Regions from separate parts of the Homo sapiens genome. Here region 1 is linked to region 2. Evidence: read pairs that join two places in POLR2A ChIA-PET (ENCODE). Cell type or tissue: GM12878. All regions are shown on one strand. Each heading gives the region's core, and the rest is flanking DNA. Links, peaks and the distances in the headings are about the cores only.

Region 1 (2,920 bases), core at 175-2,674, 160 kb after region 2:
GGAAAGTGACTCCATTACCCTCTTTGCATGTGTTAATTAGCACCACTTTGCATGAGGGAGGGAAACTGTCTTGGGAACTATGGATCTAAGAAGATGAAAGCCATGTTACTGCATTTTGAAATTAGCAATAAAGCAAGTGGCTGTTTGTGGTATTCCTAGAGTGGTCAGTAGATTGGAAGTCTTTAAGGGGAATGATGCAGTCTCTTTGTTTCTCTGAAATATATTATACGGCACCTGTCAAGCTAGAAAGAGGATAGGAATAGTAAGGCTCTGGACTAGAGAGAGTTGTTTGGCTCACGCCATACACTCTTCTTTGTCTTACTCTGAGATAGCTATGAGGCAGAGTTGGAGACAAAAACTAAACAAGTTTTCTTTTAACAGCTGCAGCTGTGATCCTCGGCTGTCTGTTGGCATTGACGGGACCTGATGTTTTACGTTATTGGTACGTTATGGAAAGAGCTCTCTCTATTATATTTTTGTAAAGGTTGCTTGGGTCCTTTTTGCCTTTCTGCCTATTCTTTTCCCTTTGAAAATGGAGCTGAAAATATTTCTAGTCGTGCCAGAATGTACCTTCACAGAGTTGGCATTGGAATTCATTCATTTGGGTTTATTGAGCAATTATAGTCAATGCCAGACACTGTTTACTGTGGAGTCTAAAGTTGAATAAGACAAAAATCTGCCTTCAAGGAGTAGGCATTCATAACATAAAGGGGAACGGTCAAGGAGGAGAAAAGTTATACCAGATGAATGTGTAGGAGTTTGAAGGAGCCCAGAAAAGGGAACTGCTAACTCTGGTGGGGATTGGAGAAGACTTTTGCCAAGTACACAAGGGAGGGGAGGGCTCCCAAATAATGCATTCTTTAAGAAGGAAATGGTGGGAACCAAAGGCACATCCTTTTGACTGCTTCTGTGGGGTGCCCAGCAAGTGCAGGAAGGTAGGGAGCAGGGCGGACATTATATGCAGCTCATATAGAGCAAGAGTTTGCAAACTTTTTCTATAAAAGGCCAGAGAGTAAATATTTTTGGTTCCGAAGGCTCATTTCAATGACTCAACTCTGCCAGTGTAGTGCAAAAGTAGCCATAGACAATTTATAAATGATGGGTGTGGCTGTATCCCAATGGAACTTTATTTACCAAAATAGGCAGTGGGTGGGCTTTGGCCTGAGGACTGTAGTTACTGACCCCTGGTGTAGAAGTTCCTTTCTTATCTACAGAGGTAGTGCCCAGTGCAGTGTTTCTTTGGCAGTCTTACAGTCTCATCCTGACCTCCTTTAATTTTTGAGAAATGGCTGGCCTGTTGCATAATGAAAAGCTGTAATGTGTAACTGGCAGGCGGTTTGTGTGTTCTCTCTTTTGCATAGGTGGAATCACAGTGTCTGTGGTTGCATTCTTCTTCACAATTAAGTTCCTCTTTGAGCTTGCCGCACGTGTAGTCAGCTTCCTCCAGAATGAGGACCGCGAGCGCCGAGGGGACCGGACTATTTATGACTACGTGCGGGGAAATTACCTGGATCCCCGGTCTTGCAAAGTCTCCTGGGATTGGAAGGACCCCTATGAGGTGGGCCACAGCATGGCCTTCCGAGTGCATGTAAGGGAATGTTTCTGTCTCCATACCCATTGGGGTTTCTGAGTAACTTGCTTTCCAGAGCCCAGGTGCTGGCCTGGAATGTTAACATTTTCTCTTGTTTTTCAACTCCCTCCAGGAACTAGTGAATTGCTACTATCTGAAGAGTCACAAATTTCTCTGTCATTTTGATTTAATAGGTCCTTAGCTTTGAAGAAGTATAAAGCTTAATGTTACCTTTTCAAAATAAGAAAAATATTACAGAAAAGAGTAAGTATTATAGATAGGGGTTAGCAAATCAGGCCCACCTTCTGTTTCTTTAAATACATTTGTCTTGGAACACAGCCACACCCATTCATCATGTATTGACTATGGCTGTTTTCACACCTGAGTAGTTATGACAGTTGAGTAGTTGTGTACGGTCCACAAAGCCAAAATATTTACTCTCTGGCACTTTACAGAAAAAATTTCCCAACTCCTGCATTGACTTCTCCACTGTAGCATTAAGCTTGGCTTGAGAGTCTGAACCCCTCCTACCTTTGTCTGGTAACGCTTTAGTTCACTCATTGCCAGTGCTGCCGGCTAACTTACCTTTAAATTTGGGTTAGCATTGATAATATAAAGGGCTGGTAAGACCAAGGAGGCAGCATTGGTGGTTCAGAAGTGGCAAGTTAAAATGGACATTTTCTTGATTTAGTGGTAAATTCTACCCTTGTCCTCTGAACAAGTTAAGAATTTGCTCATGACTTAATGGTTTTCTTTAGAGTATTGAGGGGATTTGTTTCTCTCTGTGTTTTTGTGAGCAGGACTGTGAGGAACAGGGTAGGTACTGGGATTTACTGGTGTGGTCTCTGCCAGCTACTTCCTCTCTCCCCACTCACTCTACACAGGAAATGTTTTTTTCCTCTGCTTGCTAACAGGTGTCCTTCTTCTCCCCATGGCAGTTATTCTATAAGAACGGGCAGCCTTTCCCTGCACATCGGCCTGTGGGACTAAGAGTTCACATCTCTCATGTCGAGCTAGCAGTGGAAATTCCAGTGACCCAGGAAGTCCTTCAGGAGCCCAATTCCAACGTAGTAAAAGTGGCCTTCACTGTGCGCAAGGCTGGGCGTTATGAAATCACAGTGAAGCTTGGTGGATTAAATGTGGCATATAGTCCCTACTACAAAATTTTTCAACCTGGTAGGTTCTTTTTTCCTTTCTTTTTCCCTTTGTCTCCTTCCCTCTCTCTCTTTCCATCCTGTCTTTCCTTTTTAAAAATAATACCTTTATTGAGATTTAATTCCCATGCCATAAAATTCATCCTTTTAAAGTATACAGTTTAATGGTTCTTTAAATGCAGCCATCATCACAGTC
Region 2 (2,920 bases), core at 148-2,647:
TGCTCTGTCACCCAGGTTGGAGTGCAGTGGTGTAATCTTGGGTCACTGCCTCCTGGGTTCAAGTGATTCTCCTGGCTCAGCCTCCCGAGTAGCTGAAAATTTTTATATTTTTAGTAGAGATGGGGTTTCACCATGTTGTCCAGGCTGGTCTCAAACTCCTGACCTTGCATGATCCACCTGCCTCGGCCTCTCAAAATGCTGGGATTACAGGCATGAGCCACCGTGCCTGGCTTTTTTTTTTTTTTTTTTTTTTTGAGATGAGGTCTCACACCCTGTTGCCCAGGGTGGACAGCAGTATCAGCTCACTGCAGCCGACATTTTTGTTGCCCAGGCTGGTCTCTAATTCCTGGGCTCAAGTGATCTGCCTGCCTCAGCTTCCCAAAGTGCTAGGATTACAAGTGTGAACCACTGTGCCCAGCCAATAATGCTAATATCTAAAGGATGAGAAAAGCAAGGCAGAAACAATAGAAACCCCAGGGAATAAGTCACACAGTGTGGCTGCAGTGTAGTGCACATGTAGTAAGGACAGCTCAAGAGGAATCTGGAGAAGTAGCTGGGATCATGTTACTGATAGACTTTAACGCCAAGTTGATGAATTTGTCCTTAAAAAGATTAGGAATGGAGCGCTACCGAGTGAAGCAGGTAAGATGCTCATCACTGGGTGAAAGCAAATGGACTAGTTACATAAGAAATTACAAATTAAAGAAAACAAAATTATTAATAGTTCTGTAAGCTATTTGCATAACAATACACAAATGATTTTCTCTACTTTGTGGAGAAAACTCCACTGCTCTTGTACAATCACTGAATCCAATACTCTGTTAATTTTCAAGCTTCTGTTATTCATGAGAATTACCCAACCAAGTAGTAAGTGTTTAAGAGGGATCCTAGGTGTATAGCTACCTTATACATGAGAGTTTAAGGAAGTTGGTTTCAGAAGTAATCACATTGTTCCTGATAGTCATATCAGAATGTATTTCCAGGTCCACAGAGTTTAGTAAATACACACATGTCCACTTGCACACGACACACAAAATAAAGGAGAATTCACCATCCTAGAATTTATGAAGGTCTTCATAAAGGAGGTATTGTAGTTAAGAAAAAAGAAAGTGACAGGTTATGGACCAGGAAACCCAAATTCTAGTCTTGTTTTGCCACTGAGTAACAGTGAGACTTTGAGCAAGTCACTTCCCTTCTTTCGGTCTCAGAAACCTCATCTGTAAAACAAGAAGGATCTCACCAGAACCAACTCTAAGGTCTAACCACTTCTCTAAATATCAAAGGTTTCAAGCCGGCAGTCCACAAGTCAGATGTGGCAGGCAGGCTGTGAGGGCCAAAGCACTCACAAACAAAAAGAACCTGATGCTGAAATACTGGAAGATCTCACATAAAAATCCAGATTTTTCACTTTTTCTTGAAAACCCAGGAAATCTGGCAATATGAGACCTATATCCCCACATGGCCACAATCTGCTATGGCTGAGCAGGTGCTGCCCCCGATTGACCTGACCTATCTAGTTGTCTAGTTTACCAGTCTCCACCCTCTGCCTTGCTCATCTGTTACCTGCCTGAGTCTGTGACCCTTGCCATACACATAGGAAACATTCCCTGTATTTACTCACTCTACAGATATATGAGCCATGCACTGAGCCAGATGCTGTAAAAGAAATAAGCATCAGACATATCTACTTGAGAAATACAAACTCACTGTCAGAAATAACAGATCTGAGAGTGGAATTTCAAGTTATGGCAGAAGATATTATTTCAATTTTTCAAATATGGTTAAGAGATGGATCTGTAGCCTAGATCAGTATTTTCAGGAAAAGGAGTACGAATATTTGGTAAAAAGTTCAAGCTTCTTAAGTAGAAGACACAAAGTCAAGCCTTTCCCTATACAGTAAACCATTAAGTCCACAGGCTCTTTGTAGGATCACAAATGCAAGGCACTGCTGGCAGGCAGAGGGCTGTACATGAATGCAGAAGCTCAGCCCCAGTCATAAAGATGCTCCTTGACTATTTCAAATGTGAAAGCAATGGACCTGAAAACTGAGAATGGATCAGTCACTGAGGTGCACGTGCATATAAATATCCAGGTTCTGAGAACAGTGACCTAAGGTATTAACTCTCAGTCACGTGTGGACCAGGGGATCATCAGAGTCTCTGACCATTCTGGTTCTCTAAGACACATCATGGTTCTTTGCTTTGTCAGTCTCCTATCATGCAGAATTTTCCAGGAAACAAGATGTGCCTTCGTCATCTCATTACTGTCATACTGTCTTGAGAGTTCACCGCTGTGCTGTGCTGGTCCTTAAGTGCTTGTCATCCTTTGAGTATGTCTATGAAATGGTGCCATCGGTATTTTCCTTCATTGCTAGAAATCAGGCAAGTACAGGAAGCTGCAGAATGACTGAGTATATGTGAAATTCATAATTTATAACAGTAAACGAGAGCATGAATACCCATTAATAGAGACTCTGTAAGTTAAAATGATAGTAAAGACATAAAACATTCTGCAGCTGCAAAAGAGAATGAGTTGGAAAGCTACTCAGCAATAAAAAGGAATAAGCTATTGACACACATAACAACTTAAATGAATCTCAAGAAAATTACGCTGAGTGAAAAAAGCCAAAATGCCAATCCCAAAAGGTTACATACTGTATGACTTCATATTTATAACATTCTTTAAATGACAAGATTATAAAAATGGAGACCAGATTAGTGGCTGCCAAGGGTTAGAGATGGTGGGGTTGGGGGACTAGGAGAAAGGTGGAGGGTGGTTACACCAACCTACATATATGAAAGAATTGTATACAAATATACCCATACCATGTATTCCATGCCACGAAAAGAACAGAGATGCAGCTGAAACAATTTCTGAAATTTTTCAGTAAACCTCTTTATATTATGAAGGTACCTTTGGA

What was found. ChIA-PET counts read pairs that join two places held together with the same protein. Peaks named below come from ENCODE experiments on the same cell type or tissue, not always from the same donor. Only the 100,000 strongest peaks of a DNase experiment are listed, where the experiment ranks them.
Region 1: POLR2A ChIA-PET joins it to region 2 with 5 read pairs; 5 of 35 experiments call an interaction of 5 or more read pairs at or near these places.

The regions. Positions count from the first base shown.
Region 1 is chr14:74,683,122-74,686,041 of GRCh38, reverse strand. AREL1 (apoptosis resistant E3 ubiquitin protein ligase 1) reads left to right here. Exons shown (of 20, transcript NM_001039479.2): 3 at 382-442; 4 at 1,362-1,588; 5 at 2,509-2,746. The coding sequence starts at 427. Among named protein-coding and RNA genes, the nearest start is that of AREL1, 28 kb to the left of the region's middle. In GM12878, for the core only: no CTCF peak of the experiment used is centred there; a DNase peak (open chromatin) is centred at 1,391.
Region 2 is chr14:74,840,051-74,842,970 of GRCh38, reverse strand. It overlaps LOC105370569 (a long non-coding RNA gene), which reads right to left. Exons shown (of 2, transcript XR_944033.3): 1 at 2,826-2,920; 2 at 952-2,370. Among named protein-coding and RNA genes, the nearest start is that of PROX2, 35 kb to the left of the region's middle. RefSeq lists an enhancer at 910-1,069. In GM12878, for the core only: no CTCF peak of the experiment used is centred there; DNase peaks (open chromatin) are centred at 1,210 and 2,076; H3K4me3 peaks cover 703 bases; H3K27ac peaks cover 1,601 bases.